2 separate regions of the Mus musculus genome follow, and region 2 is linked to region 1. A link is a loop called in an ENCODE intact Hi-C map of the cell type or tissue named here. Cell type or tissue: left cerebral cortex. All regions are shown on one strand. Links, peaks and the distances in the headings refer to the core of each region. The heading gives the core; the rest is flanking DNA.

The links. Hi-C counts contacts between places; a loop is a spot of excess contacts. Peaks named below come from ENCODE experiments on the same cell type or tissue, not always from the same donor. Only the 100,000 strongest peaks of a DNase experiment are listed, where the experiment ranks them.
Region 2: it touches region 1 in a loop (2.6-fold over the local background); 2 of 42 quality-filtered maps call a loop at or near these places.

The regions. Positions count from the first base shown.
Region 1 is chr7:99,263,467-99,272,790 of GRCm38, reverse strand. Map6 (microtubule-associated protein 6) reads right to left here and starts at 5,344. Exons shown (of 3, transcript NM_001048167.1): 1 at 3,478-5,344. The coding sequence starts at 4,769. It overlaps Gm26705 (predicted gene, 26705), which reads left to right and starts at 5,573. Exons shown (of 4, transcript NR_103487.1): 1 at 5,573-5,646; 2 at 6,320-6,384; 3 at 8,963-9,142. In left cerebral cortex, for the core only: no CTCF peak of the experiment used is centred there; DNase peaks (open chromatin) are centred at 1,041, 1,687, 4,553 and 5,397; H3K4me3 peaks cover 4,770 bases; H3K27ac peaks cover 3,469 bases.
Region 2 is chr7:99,135,268-99,144,591 of GRCm38, reverse strand. Uvrag (UV radiation resistance associated gene) reads left to right here and starts at 3,448. Exons shown (of 15, transcript NM_178635.3): 1 at 3,448-3,758. The coding sequence starts at 3,642. In left cerebral cortex, for the core only: no CTCF peak of the experiment used is centred there; DNase peaks (open chromatin) are centred at 3,241, 4,119, 4,440, 4,947 and 2 more places; H3K4me3 peaks cover 3,009 bases; H3K27ac peaks cover 2,545 bases.

The DNA.
Region 1 (9,324 bases), core at 719-8,718:
AGCAGCCCAGGGTAGCTGATGTTATTCACTGACTGCGCATTTGCACATATACGATTCTGCATACAGAATAGAATGTGCATTAAATCACAGACCAGTGCATGGCGATGATGGAGGACATGTCCTTTTCTCTCACACTGCTGCCATGTGATGGATGTCACTTGTAAGGCCCAGGAGAGGGAACAGCCGCCATGGCGAGAAGAGAAGGTCGTATAAATCAAATTGCCATTGATGTGGAGCCTAATTTGGCTTCTATGGTGACACCAGGCCCCTTTACAATGGACATGGGGTATATTTAAACTAAAGAGCTCTCCAGAATCATAGCAAGGAAAAGAAAGTCAGACAATAGGGGAGGGGAAAAAAACAATGTTCCAAATAGGTCTATACATCCCAGACATTTTTTTATCTATACTATGTTATGTTAATTTATAGAACATATTACTTCTTTACAGATACTTCCACCCAAAGTCCATTTCCCTGGAATTGATTAGTGTTTCTTATGGAACAACAGCAACAAAGTAAGTTTTGCAACAAATTTGTCATAAATTCAAATTGTTCATTAAAGAAATGTCTGTTTTTTAGAAAGACACATGTTCTTAATATTTCAAAATACAACAAAAGGGCATGGATGGTCACAAAGTCAAATATATGTACTTTACAGAAAATGTGATTTAAAAAGAATCGAGGTGTTCAAAGATTGTTCATAATAAGTTGATAGAATTCTGACAGCAGATAAAAGCGATCTTCAAGAGACTCGTGTCCCCTACACGAGTCTAAGCAGCCAGTATTTGTGTAATTGGAAAGTGGACAAGGGCATGCATGCCTACCACAGGTAAGGCTTTGTTGCAGGGTAGAGTGCTATTTGGAACAAAGGCACAGACCAACATTTGAAGTGAGTCGTCGCATCTGAGGGGCGGGCTCATTCTCGAGCTGTCTGACCCAGCTTCCACAAATAGAACAACTCCAGCCAGCTCAGAAACATAAACTGAGCAGGATCACCCAAGGCGGTGTGGGAGCCTTGGCTCTCTGAATCCAACTGGCTTGATCTCTATGAAGGTGAGAAGGGGCAGATCCTGCTGGGTGGATCCACTCGCCAGATTCCACCCGTAAGGTTCCACCCACCAGGGCGTGGCAGAGTGGAAGATGAAAGGGGAAGCAGGAATCCAATGCCAGGGTACCCACAGACCAACCTTTCAGATAAATGAACTAGGATTTGTGAACACAAGTACCAGGGCAGAATCAGAAACTCACATTCATCTTGGCTTGTGGGTGTTTGTTTCTGTCTCTCTTTTGATCCTCCAGTGCTAGTATAAACATTATTATGAGAACCCCACTTCCCTGTGGCTGTCCAAGGAAAAGGAGCTTCGTCCTTGTTTGACCCAGACCTTGGAAAGGAAGTAATATACTAATGCTGGAAGGTCAGTCTGGTTGTGATATCAGTTAACCCAGAGAGAGGTACCTAGTGGGAACCAGAATGCAGGAAGCCATGGAATTCTGAGGCAGGGCTCTGACTTTTGCCTTAACAATAGAGTCTCTATTTATGCCAGTCTTCTGGCTGCATGAGAGGAGTGCCTGCAGAGCCTACTGAAGCGCCCACACACAGGGTTAGCAGAAGACACTAACTCTGTAGCCCTTCCTTCCACACTTAGGAAAAGGGCACCTAACTGACTGTGGAGCTGAATGAAGACCTCAGAAGTCACAGCTGCACAAGGCCAGCTCCATCATTATCACACACATCTGCTTCCTCAGTACCCAAGCCCGGTGCTGCTACATGTTCAAGTCAACTAGGATCTATCAGCTAGCTGATGTTGGTAGAAACATAAAGGAAGGCCCAAAAGCTAAACATTCAGAGATGTGCACTGGATGGATGTGAGGTGAGAAAGCAGGCCAAGGCTGCATGCAGCACAGGGAGAATTGTATAAACAGGGTGTGCGTGGAGGAAGATGGGGGATGTTTCTAAGTTTGAAAGCGTTCATTTTCAAGGAACGTGAATGTGCCAGAGGATAAGGGACACATTAATGTCTGACCTTTGAGAAGCTCCACCCAGCAGCTGACTCAGACAGATACAGACACCCATGGCCAAACAGTGGATGGAGCTTGGGGAGTCTTGTGGAAGTATAGGGAGAAGGATTGTAGGCCCCTAAGGAGATAGGAACTCCACAGGAAGATCAACAGAGTCAACTAACCTGGACCCTTAGGGGTTCTCAGAGACTGAACCACAAACCAAAGAGCATACATGGGCTGGACCTAGACCTCTCTGCACATATACAGCAGATGTGCAGCTTGGTCTTCATGTGGGTCCCAAACAACTGGAATGGGGGCTACCCCAAAAAGCTGTTGGCTGTTCGTGGAATATGTTCTTCTAGCTGGGTTGACTTGTTTGGCCTGAGTGGGAGAGGATTAGACTAGCCCTGCAGAAACTTGATGTACCAGGGTAGGGAGATACTCAGGGGGAGACCCCACCCACTTAGAGAAGAAGTGGGGCATGGGGAGAAGGACTGTAGGGGGCAGTGAGCAGGATGTAAAGGGAATAAGTAAATTAATTAATTAACTAATTAATTAAAAGAAAAAATAGAAACATCTGAACACAAAGGAAGAAAGGAGCTGCCTCAACAGGGAAGAGGGCTAGGGACATCCAGGAAGCAGAATCAAGAATAAGGGGGCATCACATAGGAGAGTATAAATGGAAACAAGACCTCTCACTACATCTCAGGCATGGCCAGTCATCCCGAGTCATCTCTTTCCATCTTTCCATCAGCTAGAGCCATGTTTGGCATTTAGTCTATCCTCAAAACTGTACAGAATATCTCAGCTTAAATCAGTCCTGTGTGGATAGTTCTAAGTTGACTATTATTGATCCCAGTTACAGATAAGAATGTGAAGGCCCAGGAAGGTTAAAAAGCTCGCCCAATGTGTCAAAGCTACTGAAGAGGCAGGAGGGGAATGACTTCAAAGTACTAGAGCCAGTTATTAAGGAGCATGTAGAGAAATCTGGAAAAGGGTGTGGCGCTTGAGTGTCAGCCAGGAACTGGGGGAGGAATCGAATAGGAAGAGACCAGGACAATGTAAGAGACTGGGGAGGAGAAAGGGTCTCACGGGGAAGTAAGTGAGAAGTGAATGAGTGGAGGCGACTAGGGGACGGGAGCCAGGCTGGGACAGCAGGCGAACTGATGAGACAGGGGGAAACTGACAGGGTCTCTGTGGGGCAGATAGGGAGCTGAGCTAGGCAGCCAAGAGGAAAATGTGGCTTAGGGGTGGCACAAAAAACAAGCTGGGAAAACCAGTGTGGAAACTGTTAAGGGCTTTCCGACAGGGTGGGGCAGTAAAGTCTGGGTTGAAAGGGTTCTGGAATGTGGCTGAAGAGGGTGTGGTCTGGCCCTGGAGAAGAAGCTGAATGCGAAGCTTTCGGTGTGGGGGTAGAATGGGTGGTCCTCGCGAGGGGATGAGGGTGACCAGCATCACCTGCTGCCCCAGTCTCACCTGTAAGAGCTGCTTACTGTACTCGCCACCTCCTCCCGGATTTGCCTGTTGAGGGCATCTGCCACCGCGCGCCCCTTGCCTCCTTCAGGCCCTGTGCCTTGGGCATGGGCAGCGGGTGTCTGTTCGTGCCCCTCCGAGCGACGCACCATCCAGGCCGGCCCCGCCTTCCTCCTCGTGTCGCGCTCGTCTGCACCAGATGCCTTTCCAGCTGCGGGGCCGCCCTCCTGGGTCTGAGACTGGGCGGGTGGCAGCGGCGTCTCCTCGTGCCCTTCCGTGCGAGTCACCATCCACGCGGGTCCAGCCTTCCTGCGTGTGTCACGCTGATCTGCACCGGACGCCTTTCCAGCTGCAGGACCACCCTCCTGGGTCTGGGATTGGGCTGGGGGCAGAGGCTTCTCTTCGTGCCCTTCGCTGCGAGTCACCATCCATGCTGGCCCTGCCTTCCTGCGTGTGTCACGCTGATCTGCACCGGACGCCTTTCCAGCTGCAGGACCACCCTCCTGGGTCTGGGATTGGGCTGGGGGCAGAGGCTTCTCTTCGTGCCCTTCGTTGCGAGTCACCATCCATGCTGGCCCTGCCTTCCTACGTGTGTCGCGCTGGTCTACACCGGACGCCTTTCCTGCCGCCAGCACCCCGGCTCCTCCAGCACCCTCCGGGTCCCGGGCATCAGCAGAAAGTTGCATGGGCCCGCGCTCTTGGCTCTGAGGCCGACGCTTGGGCACCCCGAGAACAGGTTGGGAAGGCTGCGAAGTCGCAGGGATTTGCACCGGCTTGGGGATCCAGGGATGGTCCCCGCGCCGGGGCAGCGGCCAGGCGCGGAAGTCCTTCTGGTACTGGGTCTCGCGCTCGAAGGGCGCGTCGGACGGCTGGTACTCGCTGCGCGGCCGGCAGCTTGGCTCGGGCCGCTGCACTTTCCAGGCGCGGTAGTCCTGTCGCATCACCGAGTCCGCGGGGCCTGAGCCGGAAGTGGAGGCTGAGGCCGCGCCCAAGCCCAGCCCGCTCCGGCCGGGGGCGGCTACAGTCTCGCGGTCGACGCTGGGCCCGGGCGCAGGCCCTGTTGCCCGGGCAACTGCATCCGACTCTCCCTGGGCTGGCTGCGTCTCTATGGCGACAGCACGCGAGGGGGGCGCTAACGCGGGCTGCAGCGGAGCTGGCGGCTGCGGAGGGGCGCCTGGGTGTTCGGTGGCCTCCGAGTACTTGGTGAAAACCAGCGGCACCGCAATGTCCGCCTTGTCCAGCTGGTTCCAGAAGCGGGCGATGCAGCAGGCCCTTGTGATGCACGGCCACGCCATGTTAGCCACAAAGCCTTTTTGTGGTCCTAAATCAAATCTCCAATCTCCCTTTAACCCCAACCCAGACCCGCCAATGTGGTTCCCACCGCTTCCTTCCCTTAGAAGCCCTTTGCCTCGTCCTCCACCCTCAAAGAGCACCCGGGGACAAGGTACCGCTGAGATAAAGTCCGTAAAGTCCCTCGATTGCCGGCTGCAAACGCCTGCTGCAGAGGAGCTGCTGTGGGCAGTGAAGAATAGGAGCGAGGCTCAGCGTCCCAGAGTCCAGGCCTAGGGCGTCTGGGCGCGCCCTCTCTGCGACTGCGGTGTCTAGCAGACCCCGGCAGAGCAAGGAGATGCTTGGCAAAGAGGCTGTGGGCTTAAGCCATGGCGCAGGGAAGGATCCGCAAGCAGGCTTTTATCTCCTTTCCGTCTGGTTCAGCCGGCCGCCTAGCGAGGCTTGGCAGCGGTCACCTCCAACCCAGACAGAGCAGAGAGCAAAACGGCCTCTATCTATACCCCCGGTGATGCCGCAGCCGCTGCCGCTGTCGTCTTCTGCTGCAGAGAGGCGGCCCCACCCTTTTTTGCGGCTCAGCAAGGGAGGTGGGGTGATCAAGAAAAGATGCTGAGAGTATGCGCGCTGCAGAAAAAAAAAAAAAAATCACCTGCTGTCGTCAGGGCGCGCAGCTGAGAGGTTGCCCTCTCCCTGTCCCCTCCTCCCTTCTCTCTGGCAGCTCCTCCCTTCTCTGTTCCCAGGCAACAGCAGAACTGGGTCCTTGATAGGTTCAAGTCCCAAGCTCCTGAGGACTTGCTGTCCTTGAGTTGCCAGCTTCATGTCCTAGAACCGAGTCTCCTCTCTTTCGTAAAATCGCCCCAACCAATGAATACTAATTTTTTAAGTGTAAGACCGCCCCGCCTCCATGAAATGTCTGTTTCAGACTAGATGCTTTGGCTTCTTTTAAAAATCTTTTTTACTTTTTTTTTTTTTTTTTTGGTTTTTGGCTTTTGTTTTTTCGAGACAGGGTTTCTCTCTGTAGTCTTGGCTGTCCTGGAACTCAGTCTGTAGACCAGGCTGGCCTTGAACTCAGAAAAGCCGCCTGCCTTTGCCTCCCAAGTGCTGGGATTAAAGGCGTGCGCCACCTTTTAATTATGTGCTTTTGTCTGTGTGTGGGTATATGCACATGGGCTCTGGTGCCTGCTGAGGCCAGAGGGTCAGAAGTAGATTTCCCTGGTGCTGTGCAGGCGACTATGAGCTCCCACCCCACCCCCATGTGAATGCTGGGACCCGGACTTGGGTCCTCTGGAACACCAATACAAGTTTTTAACCACTCAGCCCCTGAATAGATACTTTAAAAGGGAGAGCTGCAGTTAATTGGTCAGCTATCAGGCTGTACTTATGCTCCGTGTTGCTGGTTCTTGACCTAAGCCTATGTGTACAGGGCTTCCCCAGTTGTATGAGATTGGGAGAGGCCGGCCTGGGAGAGGCCGGCCTAGCCATACTCTGGCTGTTCCTTCTTTAAGCAACTGGGAAGCAGTGAGTCTACTCTCCCAGGATAAAATTGGTTCTTCTCCAGCCCAGATGCTGCACTGGGGGAAAGGGAGAAAAAGGAAGATTCTGGAAAGAGACCCAAGGGAGGAGGTAAGCGGCTGGATGAGAGACAGTTCCCTAGGAAAAGGGAGACCTCTTTGAGGGGATTCTCGGTTGTGTTTCTGCCTTCTTTTCTACTTTGGGGTTGAACAGATTTTGGAATCTAATGGACCTGCTTTGGCTCTGATACTCTCTTTGTGACTTGGGTTGTCTCTGGGCTGCAGTCCCCTGGGTCGGGGCGGGGGGTGGGGGGGTGGGGGGGGAGGGGTAGTAGAGCTAATAAATGCCTCGGGGTGGTTTCATGAGGAAAGTTAAGCACCCAGAGCAGAAGCCTGGAGTCCATACTCAGGGATTTGGATCCTGGCTTCTGCACTTTTGGCTCTAAGGCATAGACAAATTGTGGCAACCTCTGACCCTTAACTTTGTCTCTGAGCAAGGGTATCTATTCTGAACTTACAAAGTTTTTCTGAAGACTGAAGTGACACAATTCACAAGAAATATTAGCTGCAGCTCCTGGCATATAGAAATGGCTTCTTCAGCAGAACCTGTTAATATTCAAAAGCTTATCCAAAAGTCTCACAGGCAGAGCCTCCCAGATAAGCCACTGAGAAGCCTGCTACTTGGAAATCTGCTACTTCACAAGGAAAAGAAAGAGTTCATTTTCTTAAAAGTCCCAAATATTTACTCTTAATTAATTTATTTGTGGCATATATGCACATGTGTACGTCTAAGGGAGGATGCTGGGTATTCTGCTCTACCATTCTCTGCCTTTTTCCCCATGAAACAAGGTTTCTCACTGAATCTGAAGCTAGGCTCACTGGCTAGCAAGCCCCTGCAGTTTTCCTGGCTCTGCCCCTCACAGTGCTGAGGTCCCAGGTGCTCACCTGACCACACCCTGATTTGTGCTTCACTGTGCAGGACTTGAACTCATGTGCTCACGCTTGCATAGCAAGGGAACTGCATTAGGAGGCCATAATTCTGTAAGGGAAGAGTACGTTATTGTAAGGTGAATATGTCTTCCTGGGGTGGATCCCTCCTCAGTCCCCTCACCTGTCTCACTGGATTAACCCTTAAGGAGGTGACAAGGTCATCTTGTCACCTGAGGTAGATTCCATCCTTTTTGATCCAGTCAGATAGTAAGCAGTGTTTCAGATTAGCTCTGACTTAGTAATAAGCCTCAAGGATCCATCATATCTTTTCATGGCTTGGTATCTCATTTCTCTTTTCTGTAATATTACTGTGTTCCATAGATTATTTATCCAGTCACCTGCTGAATGGCATGCTGGTTGCTTCAACTTGGGGGGAATTATAAACAAAGCTGCTAAAACAGTGTTCAGGTTTCTGTGCTGACATAAGCTTTGGGCTCTTTTGGGTAATTATCAAGGAGCAGGATTGTGATTATGTGGCCAAAAGAATAGCTAGTTTTGTAACAAAGCAAACTGTCTTCCACCATAATTGTACCAGTTTTGAGTACTCAGTAGTAACTGATGAGTTAGTTTTGTAACAAAACAAACTGTCTTCCACCATAGTTGTACCAGTTTTGAGTGCTCAGTAGTAACTAATGAGAACTCCTGTTTCTCTCCCCCTTGCCAGTGTTTGGTGCTGTGTCTGTTTGGGTTACATTTGTTGTTTAATTTGCAAGTCTTTAGCAACATAATACATTGAGCTTTTTTTTTTCTTATGCCAATTTGGCCAGATCCAACTTGTTGATGAGGGATCTGTTCAAGGGATTGTCCTCCTACCTCTACATACAAGCATGTGATGTTATGCCCAGCTACACTCATACACACTTAGATAGATAGATAGATAGATAGATAGATACATACATACATACATACATACATACATGATTGATAGATAGATAGATAGATGATAGGTAGGTAGGTAGGTAGATAGATAGATAGATAGATAGATAGATCAATAGATAGATAGATAGATAGAAAAATCTGATATTTAGTAGTGTTTATGTTAGGAGCAAGCCATGGTTTAATAGCCAGCAATGTACAGATATAATTCCACACACAACAGATTAATGTGGAAGATCATGAGTCATCTTAAAAGCGTGATCATATTGATACTTAGCAATCAATTCTTAAAATAGCCTGTAAGTTAGACCTTCCCTATTATATCAAAGGCACTCACTCTGCTTCCTGCTTTATCGTGAAATGCTGGGCTTTTTCCTTACGCATTAGGGGACCATGGGACAAAGTTACAGGCTTCAGTGTTGAAGCTACGTAGTCCTTGGAGGACTCATAGGACCTCTGCTGGGGCTGCCGTGAGATCAGAAGTAGGGACGAAAGAAAGCAAGATAATGGCATCTTTGAATTCTGGGATCAGAATAAAATAATGATAATATTTTAAGATCAAAAATATTTATTTGGAGTCCTAGAATTTCAAAGTAATAAAACAACAGAGTTCCAGAATCATAAAATAAATGAAAATTAGATCAAATATAAGAAGCTAAGAAGCTAGAAATCACAGACTCGCATACATATGTTCTCTCTCTCTCTCTCTCTCCCTCTCCCTCTCCTTCCCTCCCAACTGGCTGTTGCTAGAGACTATCATAGACTAAATGTATGTGTGCACCAAACATCTATGTTAAAACCCTAACCAAAGGGGCTATCTCTAGGGAAAACACAGATGAAGTCATGAGGATGCCACCCCACCCCACTTCAGACACATGCCCTTAAAGAAGAGGAAGAGGCCGGAGTCATATGTTTGCAGCATCTGCATAGCAGGAAATGGATCCTCACGGACACCACTTGCATCAGAGCTTTGATGTTGTACTTCCCACGCCCTGGAACTGTGGGTAAAGAGCACTTGTTGTTTCAGCTCGGTATCTATGGTGTCTGTCCCAGAACTAAAACAGGCTAAGATACACAGTAAACATGTCTTCTTTTTGTTGAACTAAAATTTTAAAATCTCCTTTACACAACATGAGGGCCTTGTGAAGACATTTTTAAAACAACTATAACGTCCTCAGATTTCAAG
Region 2 (9,324 bases), core at 1,325-9,324, 130 kb after region 1:
AACTTGATTTTGGAGTTGCTCAGGAAAGGGCTGACTTCCTGGCACCTAGCAGAGGAGCTCTCTGGGCGACTGTTGACTGAATAAAGTAAAAGGCTAGATGGCAGAAGTGACGACCCAAGGAAGATGAAAAGATCCTGTGTTCTCTCTCTAGGTCCATTTTTCTTTCTTACATCTGTATGTATGTATGTATGTATGTATGTATGTATATGTATGTTTATGTGTAGGGGCTCCTCCATGCTACAGGTGTATACCTGCAAGTCAAGGGACAACTTATGAAAGTAAGTTCTCTTTCTCTCTTTCTTTCTCTCTCTCTCTCTCTCTCTCCCTCTCCCTCTCTCTCTCTCTCTCACTCCTTCCCTCTCTCTCTCTCTCTCCCTCCCTCCCTCTCTCTCTCTCTGCCTTAGGGGTTCCAGGGATAGAACTCAGCCCCTCAGGCTTGGCGGCAAGCACCTTTACCCTCAGAGGCATCTCACTGGCCCATAGTTTCATTTCCCTTGCGTTGTAGGCCAAAATGATGGCCTGGATATTCAAATAATTTGAACCTGTGATTATAACCATATTTGGAAAAAAGGGGTATTTACATAGATATTTTTTTCTTCTCCTCTCCCCTCCCTTTTCCTTCATTCTCTCTTTTGTTTTTTTGAGATAGGGTCTTATATTGTAGCCCGTGCTGACCTGGAACTCACTGTGTAGTCCATTACATTCATGACAACTGTCTGCATGTTGCTATGACAGGCATAAGCTACCCTGCCTGGCTCTGTAGATGTCACTTAACAAAGGATCCCAAGATGAAGTATGAACGGGGCGTCTAAAACCAATATCAAATGTCCCCGGAGGAGAAAGAAGACACAGGAAGAGGGAGAATGTCAAGAGGAGTCAAAGACTGCAATTATGCAGCCAAGGATCTGAGAGATACCAGAGGCTGGAAGAACAAGGAGGGCTGACACCCTGAACTGTGGGAGAATACATTTCTGCTGTTTTCAGCTACCAAGTCTGTGGTAATTTGATAGGGCAGCCTTGGCAAACAAGCACAGTTTAGAGACAGAAATGTTTTCTGTGAAATTCCACTGGATCTTGGCATTGTATGGCTTGAACTAGGCATGATTTGGAATTTCCCAACTGCTCACTTCTCAACAGATACCTGACACTGAGGCTCCAGCCATGAGGAACTGCTCTGTGTTTCAAAATAAGAGACTGTGACGTCAAAGCAATTCATTCCTAAGGTCAGATGCAACTCATTTCCCCTGAAAGTTAATATGCTTACCATTTATTTTAAGATGGGGGCAGGGCTATGGGTATAGCTCGGTAAAGTGCATTCTGTCCAACTACCCGGATCTGAATAACAGCCCCAGTATCCTGATGAGAAAGCTGGGCATGGCAGTGCAGACCTCTAACCCCAGAGCTAGGGAGGCAGAGGCAGGAGGATCCATAGGGCTCACTGGCCAGCCATCCTGCTCTACTTTGTAAATTCCAGGCTAACAAGGGACCTCCATCTTTAAACAAAACAAAACAAAACAAAAAACAACAACAAAAAAAACCCCAAGATGGACGGTTCCTGAGGAACGATACTTGAGGCTGACTTCTGATCTCTGCACACACACACATACCTGCATGCATACCTGTGTACACAAATGTGTCCACACACACAAACATGTGCACATACTTTGTTTGTTTGTTTGTTGAGACAGGGTTTCTCTTTGTAATCCTGGCTGTCCTGGAATTCACTCTGCAGACCAGTCTGGCGTTGAACACAGAGATCTACCTGCCTCTGCCTCCAAGTGCTGGGATTAAAGGCATGTGCCATCATGCCCAGATACACATAATTCTTAAATAGTGCTAGGGATTGAACCCAAGGCCTTGTGAATATTCGGCATCTACTCAACCATTGAGCTATATATACATCTTCCCACTCAGTAAAAGATTTTAAATCCATCTATTATATGTTGGAGTCTTCATGGGCACAGATACTGGCCCACCTACCACCCCCCTCAGTGACACCAGTACTATTCAGCGCATGGACAGACAGTGGGGAGCTGACCTGCTCAGTGACAAAGCTAGAAGGTGGCAGTCAGAATCCCAAACTGCCTGCTTCCTGTTGTGTCTGCCTCTCTGAACACTGTGTTCTTTCAGCTATAACAGTCCAGGTGGTGGAGAAATTCACACTCTATGGGGACGGGGGAATCAATATTCTGCAAAATGACTCAGTGCTACTTATAGAAGCAATGGCTGTAGCTGCTATTATGGTCAAAGAAGTCTTCAGGGAAGGGAGGGCATTTGAGCTGTACCTTCATATTCATTTCTCTATTATCTGCAAGCAATGCGGATCCAGGGACGAATCAGACAAGGTCTTTTGGTTGAGGAATTCACATATGAGTGTTTGAATTCGGGGAGGCTGTGTGTGTTAAATGACTATTAAAAGACAAAGTGGAGGCTGCTGTGGTGGCACACTCCTGTAGTCCCAGCACCTGGGGAGCTGAGGTAGATTGAGCTACATGGTGAGTGGCAGGTCAGCCAAATCTCGCCCCTCCCCCCGCCCCGCCCCCGCGCAAAGCAAGTAAACAAACAAAGACAACACAATAGAATAAGCAGGTCTGTGGTAAAGGCAAGTTTCCTAATTCGGAGTTTCAGAGAAGTCTTTTGGAAGGACTCCTGCCCCAGCTGAAATACGATGGCTAAGCAAGCGTTAGTCACAAGCAGTAAAGGCTTTCTAGGCAGAGCATAAGCATCCCACCAGCAGAGGTGAGACAGTCTCTTGGCTGGCTGGCACACTTTGTGGCTAAGCTTACTAGTTATAGAAGCTAGAAGGGGCGTGGACTTGCAGGTCTGAGTGGATCACTGAAGAGCTGGTGGACTGCCCGATGGATCTTTGGTCTCAGTGATCGCGGCTCGGTGGCGGCTCCCCCTCTCAGTCATAAAGCGTGGCTTTTTTTTTTTTTTTTTGTACGTGGATGAGAACACTTCGGGAAGTCAGACCATCCATCCATCCCGACTCAGCTGGTGCCAAGCGGGTCCCCGCCCTCCACTGGAGGCTCTGTTACCATAGCAACTAGGTTAGGGCGGAAGTGGCTTAGAGGACTGACTCTCACTAATCAGGTGACTCTCCAGACTTCTGCACGTGACACGACATACCAGGCGCGCGCTCTACCTAATCAAGAAGCCGTCCCTGTTTCACTGACAACTGACAGCGCTCTAGAGCAATAGCCCACGAGGCTTCCCTAGGAGACCACACCCCTCAATAGGGAAAGGGCCAATTAGGCTGAGGCAAAGAGAAGTTACGCCCCAGGTTTAGCCCGGGTTTGACAGACGCAATTGAGGCCATCCTAGAGTCCCTCCGCCCCTAGCCATTGCGGCCGACGACGGACGGGCCCACTGGCCAATAGCACGTCCCTTGGCCGCCACCGGGTCCCGCCCTCTCAGAAACGGAACCAATGAGCACGCCAGCTCTGGGCCGGGTGGAGGGGTTGCACTGCGGTAATATGGCTCTTCCTTAGCCAGCGGCGGTGGCCAGCGCGGGCGCAGAGCTGCTGGGGCTCTCGGTGCCCGGTTTCTAGGCTGTAGGGGCTCTGCGAATCACAGCTCGGGAGGCAGCGGCCGATGCGGGAGGACTGCCCACCTGGCCGCTCGGCGGCTCAGGGGTCCAGATGAGCTCCTGCGCCTCGCTCGGGGGCCCGGTGCCCCTGCCACCCCCGGGCCCGTCCGCCGCGCTGACGTCCGGTGCCCCCGCGCGGGCCCTGCATGTGGAGCTGCCGTCTCAGCAGGTGAGCCGGCCGCGAGCCGGGGGGCGGAGAAGGTTGGCGGGGCTCGCAGGGCTGAGGAGGGCTGACAGGAGGAGGAGCCCCCTCCCCGGCCGTTCCCGCGCTCAGACCCCCGCATCCCTCCAAGAAGGCGCCGGGGAGCCCTGCCCCGCTGGCCGCCGCCGCGCTTTCCCTTTCGCTCCCCGATCGAGGAGTCGGTTTTCTGCACTTATTCTTAGCGTTTCGGGTGCTTCCTTCCGCTCCTCCTGAGGAAGGTATTTGGGACGTTGGGGTTTCCTTTCCAATCTCAGATCCTCATGGCACACTCCACTCCCTCGGGTGAGTGTCTGGAAGGAGGATTTGAAGTAAATATTCATAGCTTGTATCTCACGTGTGTGTGTGTGTGTGTGTGTGTGTGTGTGTGTGTGTGTGTGTGTGTAATAAGGACAAGAGAACACTGACTTTGGGAATCTGACAAAATTCTTGGCAACACCCGCCTATCAGTACATCTTCCACTGGCCTCCCTCAGTCCCTCGGGGAGACTCTGCAGGAACCTTAGCATTGAAGAGGACCTGGAGAAACTGTCAGTCATGGAGAGGTTACCGAGCTGGGTCTGTGCAAAGTGAGCATTGAATCGTCACAACTCCATGAGATAGCTGGTTTTATTGTCCCGGTTTCTCAGTTCTAGGAACAAGCTTGCTCACTGCCTCTCTGTTAGTGTTTCTGGTGGGGATGGATTTCCAAATACAGAGTCTGACTCCAGCTTGTGCTCAGCAGCAATAGTTTGCTTTAGACTTGAGAGCAGCTGCTCCACCACGGTCCACAGGACGAGCTCCCTCAGACCCTTTCTGTAACTTTCCATCCTTGCAAGAGACAGGAAGGAGCCACTTAGGAGCGCAGAGGCTATGGGAGAGAGGGCCAGGCATAGAGTGCATCGGAATGTAAAGGAAAGAGCAATGTTGCACCCCACCCCCCCAACCCGGTGCCGGATGAGGTGCCGGATGAGTAGGGAAGCAACGTTAACTGCAGAAGCAAGGCTCTGTAGTAGGAGAGAATTTAGCAAATCAGAAGGCATGTGCCCAGGTTTTGTAGTGCCATTGGAGAGGGAGTTTGGAGAATATTAGGAGTTGGAAAGGAATGAGGCTTGTATTGCGTTTCCAGGTCGTGGGAGAGGATGAGAGGGTGGCTGGGAGAGTAGTCTGTGGATTGGGCATTAATGTGAATTTTTGCCTGTGTGGGAGGTGGAGTGTGAGGGCCTGCTGGGAGAAGCAATAGTGAGCACTGTTAGGAGCCGCCTGGAGAAATTGGGCATCTAGATGGGCATAGTTTAGGGAAGCTGTGAGAGCATGGCGGGTTGGAGAAGAGAACAAGGCATGTTTTCCTGACTAGAGCCTGTTCTAGCAATAACGGTTCAAAACTAGAAGAACTAATCCAAGCCAACTGCCGGTTCAACACAGTTCAACTCCATTTGTTAGTGTTGGTCGAGTTTCTAGATTGGCATATAGTGTCCTAAGTGTCAGCTGGGTGCTGCGTGAGGATTTGGCATGCCACTTAAAGTTTTTTCTGGGCGTGTCGTCCTTGGACTGTGAGGCAGCCTATGTAAAAACACATTCCTTCTGTGGTTGATATTAATTCTGCTTTCTAGACCAAATGCACAAGTTTGGGGAAACAAATATTTTTAAAATAGGCGTTTTGTTGATTAACGTATTAACTTACTCTATAATACAAGTTCCAATAGTATTGGCCTCCTTCTACCTTATCTGCTTCTGGAAAAGATTTGGGTTTGCCCAAGAAAGCCCACAAAATTATGTATAAGGTGTATGGTTTGTCTTTTTAAAATTTAATTTATTATTATTATTATTATTATTATTTAATCAGGGTCTCATTATAAGGCCCTTGGGTATCTTGGAACTCACTATATAGACTAGGCTGGCCTTGAACTCATAAACGCTTGCCTATGCCTCCTAAGCTTCTGGGAGTTGTGGTTGGGACTACTGGCATGTGCCTCTGGTTTGCCTTATTTTAATTTATGTACCTAATCCGGAACCTTTTTTTTTTTCCGTGGTTGATGAATAGCTATGGTCTACCCACTCCTCCAGGTTGGTCTCTAACTCAAAGAGGTCTGCTTGCCTCTGCTGGTAGAATTAAAGGTGTGTACCACTACACATAGTGCATACACATTTTGTTATTTTAATGTGCATTTCTTTAACTGATGTATATATATATCCCCACTACCGGAGATAGGATTTCTCTGTGTAGTCTTGGCTATCCTGGAACTCACTCTGTATACCAAGCTGGTCTCAAACTCACAGAGATCCCCCTGCCTCTGCTTCTCAAGTGTTGTAATTAAAGGTGTGCATCATCACTACCTGGCTAATATTTTAAAAGCTCCATTTATTGCCTATTGGACAGCATATCAAGCACATGGTCTCAGTTTTCCTGCCCAGCCTTATGAATTTTAATATCATTGCATATGTTTAATTGCTTCTTTAACTTCTTCTGTGAAGTGATTTTTGTGTTTTTAGAATTCACTTTTCTAATTGTTGTGCTCGATTTTTATAGTCTTGAAGAATCTTTTTTTTATTGTCTTTTTTTGTTATTTGTATTTGAGAGAAGTAGGTTGGAAGCAATAGCCGTTGTTATTATTATTATTATCTTTATCTTTGTGTGTATGTGCTCCCGTTTCTGTGTGTTTAGGGAGCAGAACACTAGGAGGTCACAGGACGGCCTCAGGTGTTGGCTTCCACCTTGTTTGAGAAGGCGAATGTTGTTTTCTCTGTGGCATATGCCAAGCTTGCTGGCCTGTAAGCTTCAAGGAGTCTCCTGTCTCCATTTCTATAGTAGTTTCTGGATTACAGGCACATGGGTTATCTAGCCTGGCTTTATGTGACTTCTAGGGATTTGAACTCAAGTCTTCTCAACATTCAGGGCAATGCTAGCCCACTGAGCCATCTCTCCTGGTCCCTACCGCCGCCGCCGCTGCCACCACCACCACCACCATCAATGTAATCATGGGATTGAACCCAGGACTTTGCATAAGCTAGGGAAGTCCTCTGTTTTCTTTTACTGAGTTATTGCTTCAACCTGTTACCTTTTTTTTTTTTTTTGACAGGGCCTCATTACATAACCCTGATTGGCCTTTAACTCACAGAGGCCTTACCTGTTTCTGTTTGGTGCTGGGATTAAAGTTGTGTACTACACACCCAACCCTTTTCTCAGGTTTTGTTTGTTTGTTTGTTTTGTTTTGTTATTTATTTATTTATTTTTTCCAGAGACAGGGTTTCTCTATATAGTCCTGGCTGTCCTGGAACTCACTTTGTAGACCAGGCTGGCCTCGAACTCAGAAATCTGCCTGCCTCTGCCTCCCAAGTGCTGGGATCAAAGGCGTGCGCCACCATGTCTGGCTATTTTGTTTGTTTGGAGACAAGGAGTCATTAAATTGCTCAGGCTGGCCTTGAGCTTGATCTGTAGCCCAGTCAGGCCTTGAATTAAAAAAATATATATATACTATCGATTTATTTATTTTATTTTATACTTATGAGTATTTTGCCTGAATGTATAGACATGCATCAGATGTGTGTCTGGTGTTTGCAAAGTACAGAAGAGGGTGTCAGATGCCCTGGAACTGGAGTTACAGTGGGTTGTGAGCTGCCACGCAGGTGCCAAGAATTGAACCTGGGTCTTCTGTAAGAACAGTAAGTGCTCTTAACCTCTGAGCTGTCCATCCAGCCTTCCATCTTAGTTTTTTTTTTTTTCAAGTGTGGAGCTCAGTGCCATCAAGAACATCTTGGAAATGCTTGACACTTTATCATCAGCCTTGAAGACCCGGCACACATAATAAACAGCTCCCCTTTCTTTCCCCTCCCCCCAGCCCGCTCGGCAAAGCTCCCTGTACTTTCTGCTTCTGTCGGTTTGACCTCCTGGGCTCTTCAGGCCTGGGGATTCTTACCCTGTTTGTGCTTTTATGCCTGCGTGATTTCCCTCAGCATAGTGATTTCAGGGTCATCATCATTGTTGTCGCTGTTGTGGTGGGAGCTCCTGTCAGAGCCCCTCCTGTGCAGATTACCCACTGTGTGCGGAGTCCCGAGTTTGAAATGCTCATCTATCTAGTTAAAGACTCTTGCTTTTTCATCCCTTATTTTCTGTGCATAAATCCCAGGTGGCATTTAGTTGGCCCGCCTCCTTTGACAATTTCTTACACTTTCTTTCTTTCTTTGATCCTCTTGGTTGTTTTGAGTACTGTTTTGTATGACGTTTTGTGTGATGTTTTGTGTGACTTTTGTGTGATGATCCTGTCCTGGCAATAGCATGGATTGTTTTTCATGGTTATGCTGGAGTTGTGGGCTTTTAAGAGCAAGACTCAAGAGTGAAGTGCCATTTTTATCATAGCAGATGTATATATACACTGTTACACTACTTGTCTCCATGGATTTGAACTTTGGTCCTCACCAGCTGAGGTGTTAACCTCCTTGCCCCACTTCCCCCAACATTGCACTTCTAATACCAAGTGTGGGAATTTCACCAGAACCATGTAGTCCTCCACCAGGTACCAGTTGCATGGCCCATAATTAAACTTGAGACTAGCTACTTAGAGTTAGTATCTAGTCCACAGGTTAAAGGCCTAGCCCCGCCCCCTTGCCATTCTGATGCCAATCTCAAACCTGGGCTTTCCAGAACTTCTGGCCAATTGGCTGTAAATGCAGGGTATTTCCAATCCTCTAGGTTTTGATCATCTGCTAGAGTGGCTCACAAGGCCAGGAAAACCTTTCAGTTTATTGATTTATTGTAAAGGAGATGGGGAGCAGCCAGACAGAAGAGACTGGTTAGGAGACAGGGTGGATGGAAGCTTCCGTGTCCTCAGGCTGTCTGCCCTCAGTTCCTGAGATCGTTGTGTAGACATCATCAGTGGTTTGTTCAGTCATCAGCGTGACTCTCGAGGGGAGTGGGGCTGATAGTCCAGCCATGCAGGACTAGACAAACTAGAAAGTGCTCCCAGGAAATGATTTGGGTCAGGAACCATGGTCAAACGCCTAAACCGGAAAAGATTTCCCTTTGCGCTCCTTGTTGGGGAAATTAGAAGGTAAAATGCTGTGCCAGGGACTGAAGACCAAGATGAGCGTTTCTTACACATCACCATAGGTAGTGAGCAGGCGGGGCTCACCAGGGCACCCTGCTGGAAACCTGCTTGTGCCACCCCACTCCTCTCCACTTCGCTCCTTGGGACCTTCTGTCTCTCTCTGTGAAGGCCACACTTAAGGAGTGGGTATTTTTGCTTCCTTGCCCTTGAGGACAGATATCTACATAAATTATTTGCAGTGCTTCAGTGGACATTCCTATCCTTTTACAGATGAGGAACCTAGTGTCTCGCTAACTTCTCAAAAGTCACAGGAAGTATCCACCTAGGGACTGTTGTTCTTGGCCCCCAATTCCCATTTACTGTAGCCACCCACTCCAACAGCATCTGCCCCTAGCAACCTGTTGCTCACGAAGTGGTAACTCAGTATTTAGTCACTTATGTGACTTCCTTCAAATAATTTACTAGCTTACAGAGAGGTGATTGGATAGTGTCTTACTTAGATACTTAGGTATC